Linked DNA regions of Homo sapiens: all the other regions are linked to region 1. The links are chromatin contacts, found by Hi-C or POLR2A ChIA-PET in ENCODE. All regions are on one chromosome and are shown on one strand. Each heading gives the region's core, a stretch centred on a gene start or an enhancer-like site at or near the end of the contact. The rest is flanking DNA. Distances are from core to core; before and after follow the strand shown. Region 1 holds the start of ACY1 (aminoacylase 1). Region 2 holds the start of SEMA3G (semaphorin 3G). Region 3 holds the start of DNAH1 (dynein axonemal heavy chain 1).

Region 1 (3,477 bases), core at 334-2,833:
ACTGTGGCTCACATCTGTAATCCCAGCACCTTGGGAGGCCAAGGCGGGTGGATCACCTGAGGTCAGGAGTTCAAGACCACCCTGGCCAACATGACAAACCCTGTCTCTACTAAAAATACAAAAATTAGCCCAGCGTGGTGGCACGCACCTGTAATCCCAGCTACTCTGGAGGCTGAGGCAGGAGAATCACTTGAACCCAGGAGGCGGAGTTTTCAGCGAGCCGAGAAGGAGCCACTGCACTCCAGCCTGGGCAGCAGAGTGAGACTCCATCTCAAAAAAATAAATAGCTAAATAATTAGCCAGCATTGTTATGAGTTAAAGTCTATTTGCCCGCATGAATAAATAGGTAAATAATTAGCCAGCATTGTTGTGAGTTAAAATCTATTTGCCCGCATGACAGAGTGAGACTCTGTATCAAAAAAATAACTAAATAAAGAATTATCCAGCATTGTTATGAGTTAAAGTCCATTTGCCCCCATGTTATGTGTGAGCAGCCAAGACTTAAACCTCAGGAAAGGTGGGACAGAACCCTTCCCACAGCGTGCCTCCTTGGCCTAGAGATTGAAGTCTTTGTCCCTCACCCTTCCCCAAGCTGACTCAGCCCCTGGAGCAGAGGGCAGACCTGGCTGGGAGTACAAAGGGCAGCTGGGGCACAAGTGGGCAACTGCAGCTGTGGCCTGCAGGGGGCCAGTGGTACACCTGTGCCTGTTTAGCCTCCCCCTCTGGTGGCTGCAGAAGAGCCAGTTTCCTCACACTGTCCATCCAGGGTCACAATTACATCCATTCACAGTGACTTCATCACACCCACCCACCATCTCACACTGTCACATACACAATCATATCCACTGATAGACTGCACACGCAGTGGCACGCTTAAACCGTCACACGTGCTCTTGTCCATGCATTCATTCCCATTCTAGGCACTGTCCGGGCTCGGCACGGCCCCGGGCAGAACCTTGCAGGAAGTGGAGCTCACAGCCTCCTGGAGTTCAGTGTGGGCAGACAGACATTGGCCAATAACTTCAGTACAAGTGGAGCTGAGGCGTCAGGGAGGACCTCCCCGAGGGGCTGAGGCCTGCAGTGGGGAGCCGTTGGAGACTTGCCGAGGAGGGCGAGGGCGCAGGCCCAGGGCTTTGCAGCTCTGCATCTTGAGAGCCTCGGGGCGGCCCCCTTTCCTCCCGCCCTATCCGGGGGCTGAAGGAGGAGGCGCCCTTAGGGGACGGGACCGTCCTGAGCTCCCGGCGCATACCTGGGGGCAGGAGTGGCAGGCGTGTCGTGTGGGGCGGGGCGAGCCTGTCAGAGCAGGGCCAGCCCGGAGCTCGCAACTCGCGGGGCGGCGCTGGCCGCGGCGGCCGCTGCCCGGGGACGGGATCCGGATCTAATCCTCCAGTAATCTCGCTGAGGCCCGAACCAGAGGCGGGCGGGGACATCCGCGCCGACGCGGCCGCTGGCGCCGGGACGGCCCTCACTGACGGTCTTCGGTCTCCGCCCCGACATCCGGCCTCGGCCACGTGGTGGGCGGACCGGGGCGGTCCTGAGCCTGCGACCTCGCAGGCGACCTCGCTGGACCCTAAGTCCAGGCCACAGTCAGGGAAGGGCGCTGAGAGGCGAGCGTGAGCCCAGCGACAGGAGAGTGAGGTGGGGGCCCTGGGGAGGGATAGAGGGACTGGGGCTCCGTGGCTTGAAAGCCGGGCAACTGGGAGGCGTTGGGGTTTTTCTTGTTTGTTTTTTGTTTTTGTTTTTGCCTTTTTTTTTTTTTAGGAGGGCGGGGGGAGTACAAGTCTGGGTTCAAACCTTGCTCAGCTACTCTATGAGCTGTCCTTGAACCTCTCTGAGCCTCTCAGCTTTCTCCTCTGTAAAGTGGGCATTCTGAGCACAAACTTCATGGGGCTCTTTTGGGGATTAAATAAGGAAATGTGCTGGAAGCAGACAGCCCAGCGCCTGAAACAGAATGGGTGCTCCTTAATGGGGGCTCCGAAACACGGTATCCTACCCCTGTGGGAAGTCCGGGAGCCGCCGTGGGGACAGGCTGTGTGCAGGAGCTCACCATTTCCAGGGTCTTGGAGGGGTAGTTAGCCATTCACTTTGCCCCCAGCTCACCACGCGCAGCGCCATGACCAGCAAGGGTCCCGAGGAGGAGCACCCATCGGTGACGCTCTTCCGCCAGTACCTGCGTATCCGCACTGTCCAGCCCAAGCCTGACTATGGTGAGAAGACGGTGGTTCCAGAGCCTGTGACGGGGCCTAAGGGACGGGGACTGTGCTCTAAACCAGCCTCCAACCCCTGTCACCCAGCTGAGCCCCACTCTGCTGTCCCAAATGGCTCCCCAACCCCTCCAGCCATTCCCCAAGTAAATAGACTGAGGCAGCCCCTCCAGGTTAGGGAGGAACCCTTTCCCCAGAGACTCTGCTGCTGACCAAGGTTACTCCTGGCAGCTGGTTAAAGAAAAACTTCACCTCACTCTCCAGGGCAGGAGTGGTGGGGGAAGCCTGAGGCAGCCACAGGGAAAGGAGAGGCCCTCCAGAAGCCCACTGGGGCTGGACAAAGGCCACAGCCCTTAGGGAGTCAAGCTTGGTGGCTAGGGCCTGGGAGGTGGCTCCTGCCTGTTATCCCAGCACTTCAGGAGGTTGAGGCTGGCAGATTGCTTGGGCCCAGGAGTTCAAGACTAGCTTGAGCAACATGGCAAGACTCTGTCTCTACAGAAAAAATACAAAAATTAGTCAGGAATGGTGGCACACCTGTAGTCCCAGCTACTCCAGAGGTTGAGGTGGGAGGATCGCTTGAGCCTGGGAGGTTGAGGCTGCAGTGAGCCGAGATCGCACCACTTCACTCCTGCCTTGGTGACAGAGTGAGACCCTGTCTCAAAAAAAAAAAAAAAAAAAGGAAAAGAAAAAAAAAAAACTTAGTGGCTGGGAATTGTGTACATGGGTCCAAATTCCTCCTCTGTGATTAATCAGCTGAGAGATGGTGGGTGAATCTCTTCATGTCTCTGTGCCATAGTTTCCCATATTTAAGGAAGATAACACCTTCCTCCAACCCTGTGTCCAGACATCCCCCTGGACTTCCAGAAAGGGTCACTGAGTAGCCAAAAATATCTTCTTTCTTGGGGATGGAAATGCAAGCATCTCTGAGGGATATGGAGTGTGTCGGGGAGGCAGCAGCCCATTTCTGGGTATGCTCCACTCTCCGGGCTGCCTGGGCTGGTGGGAAGCTGTGGGTAGGCAGAAGCAGCCCCAAGACACTCTGTGCCTCCAGGAGCTGCTGTGGCTTTCTTTGAGGAGACAGCCCGCCAGCTGGGCCTGGGCTGTCAGAAAGTAGAGGTGAGCCTGGGGCCCTAAGCGGGGAAGGGAGGTGGGCCTGGGCACTTCCTCACCCTGCTCAGACCACCTACCCTCCTGACCATCTCCAGGTGGCACCTGGCTATGTGGTGACCGTGTTGACCTGGCCAGGCACCAACCCTACACTCTCCTCCATCTT
Region 2 (3,477 bases), core at 660-3,159, 460 kb after region 1:
CTGTGCCCTACCCAGTCCCCAGGGAAGAAGGCCCCAACCAGCAGAAACTAGAGCAAAGTGCTGGAAGATCCTGGAGGAAGGGCGGGAGTCTTTGCAGGCCGCCTGGCTCAGCTGGAGGGTGGGCCAGCAGGCGAAACTGTTCCCAGCAGAGGGGACCCCTGGCAATGGCCTGGGTGCAGAAAAGGGAAGGTATGGCCGGGAAGGGCTCCCACCTCCAGTCCAGGGATGCGGCCAAAGACAATTTTCTCCCCACAGATGCTGGCTATCCCACCCCAGAGATGAGAGCGGGGAGCTGTCTGGGGACATCGGTCCCAGGAGTTGAGGATCCTGAGGTAGGTCCTCCGGGCTTGGCTAGGGAGGTGGAGGTAATGGGGGCAGTAGGATGTGGCAGGAAGAGGGTGCTGGCCACCTTTGGGAAGGCCCAGAGTGTCCTATGCCTTCCCTACGGAAGCACCTCTACCCAACACCCATTCCACCCCCAAAACTCATCAACGGTCTCTTCCGGGAAGCCCTCCATGGATGACAGTACCTTGGGGAACTTTCCCTATTTGGGGCTTTTTCTAGCAGTCTGACCTCCCCGCAAAACCACAGCTCCCGGAACAAGACCACATTCCCCTCAGCCTCTCCAGGGACGAGCGCCATCTCCCCCAGCAGACTGGGCTTCCCAGGGGAAGGTGGTCACCCCTCTGGTTTCCTCAGGAAGGATCTGCCAAGAGCCTGTCTCGGGCCTTCCCTGGGCCCATCCGTGGAGGCCTGAGCCGGCTCACATGTCTAGGGTAGAACACAGGAACCCCCAGGCTGGGATGTGCAAAAAGGGGAGGTGAAACTCCCCCTGGGCTGGGGCGCTTCTTGGGTGCAGGAGCACATGAACAAGCCCACTCTGGGAAGTGGGCTGCAAGGGGGGTCCTCCCCTTCTCTGTGGCCCCAGGACCAAGGGATAGCATGCTGCCTGCTCTCCCGTTGGCCACCCTGGGCAAAAAGTGCCAGTTGAGCCCAGACAGACCCTTCAGCCCCACCCTCTCTGTCACTCTCCCCTGCCTGGTCCCTTCCTCTGTCTCCTCCCCATCTTTATTGAGCTCTCTCAGGGTCTCCATCTGTCCCTTTCTCAGCACTCCCCCTCAGGTGCCTCCCACCGCCACCCTGGTCCTGTCTCCCAGGACCTGCCTCCCTCCCACTCCCCGAGAGCTGTGCAGGGAGAGGCTCCCTCCCCTACAGCTGACCAGGCACCCAAGAGCCCAAGCCACCCAAACAGGGCACACGCACACAAACAGGGCACACGCACCCAAACAGGGCACACGCACACAAACATGGCACACGCACACAAACTCGGCACACGCACCCAAACAGGGCACACGCACACAAACTCGGCACACGCACACAAACACTGCACACGCACCCAAACAGGGCACACGCACACAAACACGGCACATGCACCCAAACAGGGCACACGCACACAAACAGGGCACACGCACACAAACACGGCACACGCAAACTCGGCACACGCACACAAACTCGGCACACGCACACAAACACGGCACACGCAAACTCGGCACACGCACACAAACTCGGCACACGCACACAAACACTGCACATGCACACAAACACGGCACACGCACCCAAACAGGGCACATGCACACAAACACGGCACATGCACCCAAACAGAGCGCACACACACAAACAGGGCACATGCACACAAACAGGGCACGCAGGGGCTGGTACCTCGGTAGGAGAGCCGCAGGCGGGGCACACTGGGGCCGGGGCTGGGGCCAGAGCTACCCCCATGGAGCAGGAGGCCCCCTAGCAGCCAGCAAATGGCCCAGGCCGAGGGGGCCATGCTGGGGAACTGAGGGCACCGCTGCCGCCTGCCTGCAGAGCCGCCCTCTGGTCCCGCTGGCCGCCGGTTGTAGTTTGCTCTGCTGCCACCAGGCCACCACTTATAAGGCAGTGGCTCCACCCAGTCCTGGGCGGGAAGAGGGGCGGAGGAGAGAAGGAGGCTGGGGCCTTGCCGTCCACCTGCCGCTTCTCCTTCCACCTTGTTGGCCCAGTGCAGGCTTTTGTGCCACACTGGCCAGCTCCCCATTGGGAAGACCTTCCCAGCTAGGGCACAGGCCATGTGTACAGAGATGTCCACAAATGCAGGTCCCCAGGCTCCAGCAAAGTGACAAGTGGGGAGAGAGCCTGGAAGGGAGGTCAGGGATCAGAGGTTAAAGTTGATGGGCTGGGTAGGGGCCTAGCTGGGCTCTGCCTTGTTCTCTGCCCCTCCACTGCCCACAGCAGAGACCTTCCAAACTGGCCCTGCCCCAATTCCAGGATATTCCAGCCCCCTGAAGCTTTGGCCAGACTCTCCAGCTCCCCTGGGTAAGGGTGGAGGGCCATTCCCAGCCCAAGGGGCGCCATGTCCTAGACAGGTGTTTGAGGTCCGGCAACACTTCATAGAGCCAGCAAGAGATGACTGCCCAGCCTCTTCCACCCAGGCCTGTCCCCATCTGGCTTCCAGGCACCCCAGCCTCTCCCCACATCTACATGCCCCATCTCAGCTCACCAGGCTTGCTTTGGGGTAGGGGACAGGGGCATCAGGGGACTCCATGCCGAGGGAACCTCCCCTTGCCCTGCCTCCCTCAGGCCTCCAGTCCTTCCAGAGACTCAGGGTCCAGAGCTTCCCCAGGTCAGTGATGGTTCTTCCCAGGGACCCCATGCCCCATAGGCCCTACAGACACCTATGATCTCTTAGAGGTCACTTCCCCCACCCTGAATACTGACTGGGTGGCGGGGGGCACAGAAAGCCACAGAAGAGGGCCAAAGGGGAAATGGGACTGAGGGCCTGAATCTGGGGTGAGTGACGGGACCTCCCCATGCTCCCTGCCCCAGAACAGTCGCCACCTCACCCCACCCCAGAACCCTACACTCAGAACCTGAGGCCCTGGGCACTAAAGAGATTTTAATTTTGAGCTGGAGTTTGAGTTCCCAGGATTCTAACAGCTCCTGCAGGTTGGGCCTCCCACATGGACCGGCCTGGGCCCTCTGATGGTGGTCAGGGAACTTGCGGGGCACTCAGAGAGGGAAGGACCTGGCCCAGGCCACAGAGCAGGCTGAGAATGGGTCCAGCTCAGCTCTGCCCCTTCCTGGGACCCTCCTTTGCTTCTGGGCGTTGTTGGGAGTATGGGGACCCCACCCTCCTCCCCTACCTCAATCCTGAAATGGAAACAGGTTGGCTTCTTGGGTCAGCATGACAGGTCTCAGAGACCTACAACTCTGCCTCCCTGTCCCCAGCTCCCTTCACTCACACATGCCTTCTTCAGCAGGGGGCTGGCCTGGAGGTGGGCAAGGGGCTGCCCACAGAGGCCAGTGATGGAGCTCAGCCCAGCCCTGCCTCTGGCCCTGCTGGAGAGCCTTGGCCAAGGCCCTTCCATCTCTGGGTCTGCCTCTTCCTCCCAGGGCCAGGGACCAGCCACCCTGGGTGTAAGCAGCCTTCATAAC
Region 3 (3,477 bases), core at 609-3,108, 330 kb after region 1:
TGTGCAACTGGGCTGGTGTCAACAGCCACTATCTTTGAGGTGATGGCCCCGATGTGGGTTGCTCTATCTTCCAGTCATTTCTATGGGTCTTTCCTGGACTGACGCATGGGCAGGGCTGCTGAGAAAAGCTGTGCCTCTGCCCCAGCACCCCCTGACCCCATCCATCAAGTCCACCCTCCAGTTGGGAGAAACAGCAGTGACCATCACATGGTAGGGAGTGAGTCATCTACCAAGTGGTACTGACCATGGTCCTCTGGGGCCCTGAGGAGAGTGTGTGTTCTGTTGGCCAAGGCACTCAGGGAGTGTGTCCTGAGAAGTAGCCCAAGATGGCATGGAAGATCATAGAAAAACAAAGAGGGAAGAGGCTCCGGCAGGGAGGCTGCACAGGAGTAAAGGTGGGCAGGGGATTAGGTGGGGGCTGTGATGGATGAAGATTGTCTGTTCATGGGCCAGTGGTCTTCAGTCCACCAGCCCCGGAGAAACTCTGTTCTACTCCTTGCTTGAGCTCTGGGCTTTCAAGGTCTTGTCTGTCAAGGTGATCATGTGGATCAAAGGAGAATTAAATTTTCTCCATTTTTATTCATCAAAGAAATGATTATGCTGGTCAGAACTGCTGAGGGCAGCTGAGCAATGGCAGGGAGGCTTATGTCGGGGAGGCCTGGGGAGGCAGTGAATCGTAGACCTCACCCATTCCCTTCTCTGACACCCCCCGCCCCCGATGCCTGCAACTCACTTTCTTGTGGCATAGCTCAGAGCTCCAGGCCTAGAAAATCAGAGGAAGATCCTGGGGGCCCAAGAGGGAGGCTGGGGACAGGTGGGGAGCGGGTAGCTCAGCCACTCAGTCTGGATGCCTGTCACCTTCCGTTCTGGCTGGCCAGCCACATGAAGGGCCCATTCTGCTGCCCATTCACAAGGGGCTTTCATCTCTGCAGCCAGTGAAGCATTGCTCCCATCTCAGCCAGCAAGGAGACACAGGGGAGGGGGTGTGCAGACTTGCCATGACCTCAGACTCCATGCTGGAAAGGCATGGCCCTGGGCCAGGGCATCCTAAGCAGCCCATCTGCCCCAATCCCCCAGCTTCCAGGCCACCAGAGTCCTCAGCAAGGGGGATCTGAGTAAGAGATGGGCAGTGACTCCCCAACTCTTGTAGAAACCTAGTCCTCCCATTTCAACAAGGGTAAGGCTGACCTCTCTTCCAGCTTATTCAGGGCAAAAGATGGCCCTCCCATCACAAGAGGGGCAGGAGTCCAGTGGGTCATGGCTCAGCCCCCTGCTCCTTTCCCAGGGAGCAAGGTAAGTATGGTGGCCTTCAGGACAGGGCAGGAAGACCAAAGCCTGAACCCTTGCGCAGCCATGGGAGAAGACAGCACATTAGAGGGTAGCCCCTGAGACCCAGGAGAACAGGGACTGACTCACGGTGTCCTTCCAGGGAGGAGGGAGGCAGTCATATCCACAGCCCGCCCTTGAAGAGGGGCGAAGTGGAGCTGGCAGGGCTGCTGGTAAAAGCAGCACCCCCGACCCCCACCCCTCAAGTCCATTCTCCAGTTGGGAGAAACAGCAGTGACCATCACATGGTAAGCAGTGAGTGGTTCTGTGAGCTGGGCCTCCTGAGAGTGGACCCTTTCAGCTGTGGCCTGTCCATCTGTCCAGCAGCCACAGCCCCTGTGATGTCACCAGCCCACTGTGTTGCTTGGCAACTTTCCAGGATTAGCATTCTGCCCCTCTCATCCCTGACATCCCACCATAGGCTGATGTTGCCATGGCAACCCGGATAGATGCTGCAGCTTTTTGGACAGCTGTACCTAGTGTGGGAAGTGCCAGGCAAAAGCAGGGAAGCAGGTGCCTCTCTACAGGCCAAGGGGGGTACCCAACCTATACGCAGACCCATTGAGCAGCCAGACTGCCCTAAACAGGGCTATGGAGTCCTTGTCCCTTCTAAGAGCTGTGGACACCTTGCCTCCAGTTCCCCTCACAGTCCTTTCTTCCTTCTGCAGTGATCACTGAGTACCTGTGTGAATGCCAACAAGAAAAATAAAACCACAGTTTGGATTCAGGAAAGGTTGCACCACCATCAGGTCTTGAAGGGTGAGTAGGAGTCCGCCAGATGCAGGAGTGGATGGAGACAGGTTCTAGACAGAGGAAGCAGAAGCCTGTGCAAGGGCTGAACCACTGTCTCCAGGCATAGATTACACCCTGCCTCTAGGTTCCTCATGGCCTGGCCTCTCCATCTTTCCCACTCAATACACTTTATGGTGGGGATAGGGTCCAGTTCAGTTCCAGACACTTAGTGCCCAGCAACAGGCCTGGCACCAAGCCAGCACGACTAAAATGCCAAGTAAAATTCAACATCAGGGCCTATGACCTCCCCTAGTACTAACCGTCTCAGCAAGTCTGTTTCCCCATCTGTGAAATGGGGCCAGTTTTGAGAAGGCTGTGGGCAGGGGTTCTCAGGTACAGATGGGGTGATGTTTTTCTTTTGGTTCTTTTGGTTTGTAAACCACTTCTTTCCCTTACAGAAAAAATTGGAAGACTAGTACATGGACATCTGTGACCTTCAGATTCCCTAATTGTTATATTGCAGCACTTTTGCTTTATCTCCTCTTTGTCTTTTTATCTAGCTATGCTTACCTATATGTATAATTTTTGCTGAACCATTTGAAAGGAAATTGTAGCGGACATTCTGACGTGTTTCTTCAAACACTTCAGGCCACGTCAACTAAGGACAGTCTGATACAACCACAGTAGCATTATCACATCTAAGAAAATTAACAATAATTCAATATTCAGAATAGGGCAGGAAGATCAAAACCTGAACCCATGCCAGGTGCTGAGAGCAGATGAGGGGCATCAGAGGGTGGGCGCCCGAGCCGAGGGGTGTCGGGCGCATCCGCTGCCCAGCGGAAGCGGCGGCCTGAGTGGAGTCACCGTGCAATGGGTGGGTGTGGCTTTGTGAGCCAAGCCCCAGGAGAACCAGAACCCACCTTTTCCTCAGTGCCCTGACCAGCTGTCCCGCAGCTGTGGCTTAAATGCCAACTTCCAGTTCGTAAATTTCTTCAATTATTCCTCCCCAAATTATTTACATATGTATATGTATTTAAATCAGGATTTAATCAAAGTTCTCACGCTGCATTTAGCTGTTTCGCTGCTTACTCTAAAAGGGCACAGGAGGGAAGATGGGTGGGTAATGGAGCCTAGAAGAGTGACGCTCCCTGGTCGGCCCTAATCCTGCCGATCGGGGCATATGCTGGAACATCCCAGTCCCACTGTCCTGGGCGGAAGTAACCGAGACCTGGAGTTGGTGGGTAGGTAAGGGTTCAGGCTGGGGAGGTTCGCGGACGGAAGCTCCCGCCCTGCGGTGCCGGATGGCCCCGCCCCTTAGCAACGGCCTAGCGTCCCTCCCTAGAGACGGGGCTGATGCATCCCCGCACTGCTCGGTGGAACCGGTACGTCGGTGAGGCGGAGGGGTTGCGGGGCCAG

What was found. A loop is a pair of places that touch in the nucleus more often than their neighbours do. ChIA-PET counts read pairs that join two places held with the same protein, here RNA polymerase II (POLR2A). Pooled maps may share reads with other maps.
Region 2: a loop to region 1 is called in a pooled map, with 2.4 times the contacts of the local background. The contact joins the promoter of SEMA3G here to the promoter of ACY1 in region 1. A Hi-C loop is called at or near these places in 1 of 168 maps with a recorded cell type or tissue (CD8-positive, alpha-beta T cell), 3 of 37 single-sample maps with no recorded cell type and 7 of 50 pooled maps. POLR2A ChIA-PET finds 5 or more read pairs at or near these places in 4 of 52 experiments (Caco-2, activated B cell, activated T-cell and 1 more).
Region 3: a loop to region 1 is called in a pooled map, with 2.7 times the contacts of the local background. The contact joins the promoter of DNAH1 here to the promoter of ACY1 in region 1. A Hi-C loop is called at or near these places in 5 of 50 pooled maps. POLR2A ChIA-PET finds 5 or more read pairs at or near these places in 3 of 52 experiments (HepG2, OCI-LY7 and activated CD4-positive, alpha-beta T cell).

The regions. Positions count from the first base shown.
Region 1 is chr3:51,981,952-51,985,428 of GRCh38, forward strand. It overlaps ACY1 (aminoacylase 1), which reads left to right and starts at 1,584. Exons shown (of 15, transcript NM_000666.3): 1 at 1,584-1,638; 2 at 2,096-2,207; 3 at 3,256-3,320; 4 at 3,410-3,477. The coding sequence starts at 2,114. It overlaps ABHD14A-ACY1 (ABHD14A-ACY1 readthrough), which reads left to right. Exons shown (of 17, transcript NM_001316331.2): 4 at 2,096-2,207; 5 at 3,256-3,320; 6 at 3,410-3,477. RefSeq lists a silencer at 1,169-1,618.
Region 2 is chr3:52,443,194-52,446,670 of GRCh38, forward strand. SEMA3G (semaphorin 3G) reads right to left here and starts at 1,910. Exons shown (of 16, transcript NM_020163.3): 1 at 1,720-1,910. The coding sequence starts at 1,834. RefSeq lists enhancers at 1,007-1,883, 1,884-2,760.
Region 3 is chr3:52,314,461-52,317,937 of GRCh38, forward strand. DNAH1 (dynein axonemal heavy chain 1) reads left to right here and starts at 1,859. Exons shown (of 78, transcript NM_015512.5): 1 at 1,859-2,085. RefSeq lists an enhancer at 2,373-3,311 and a silencer at 3,250-3,477.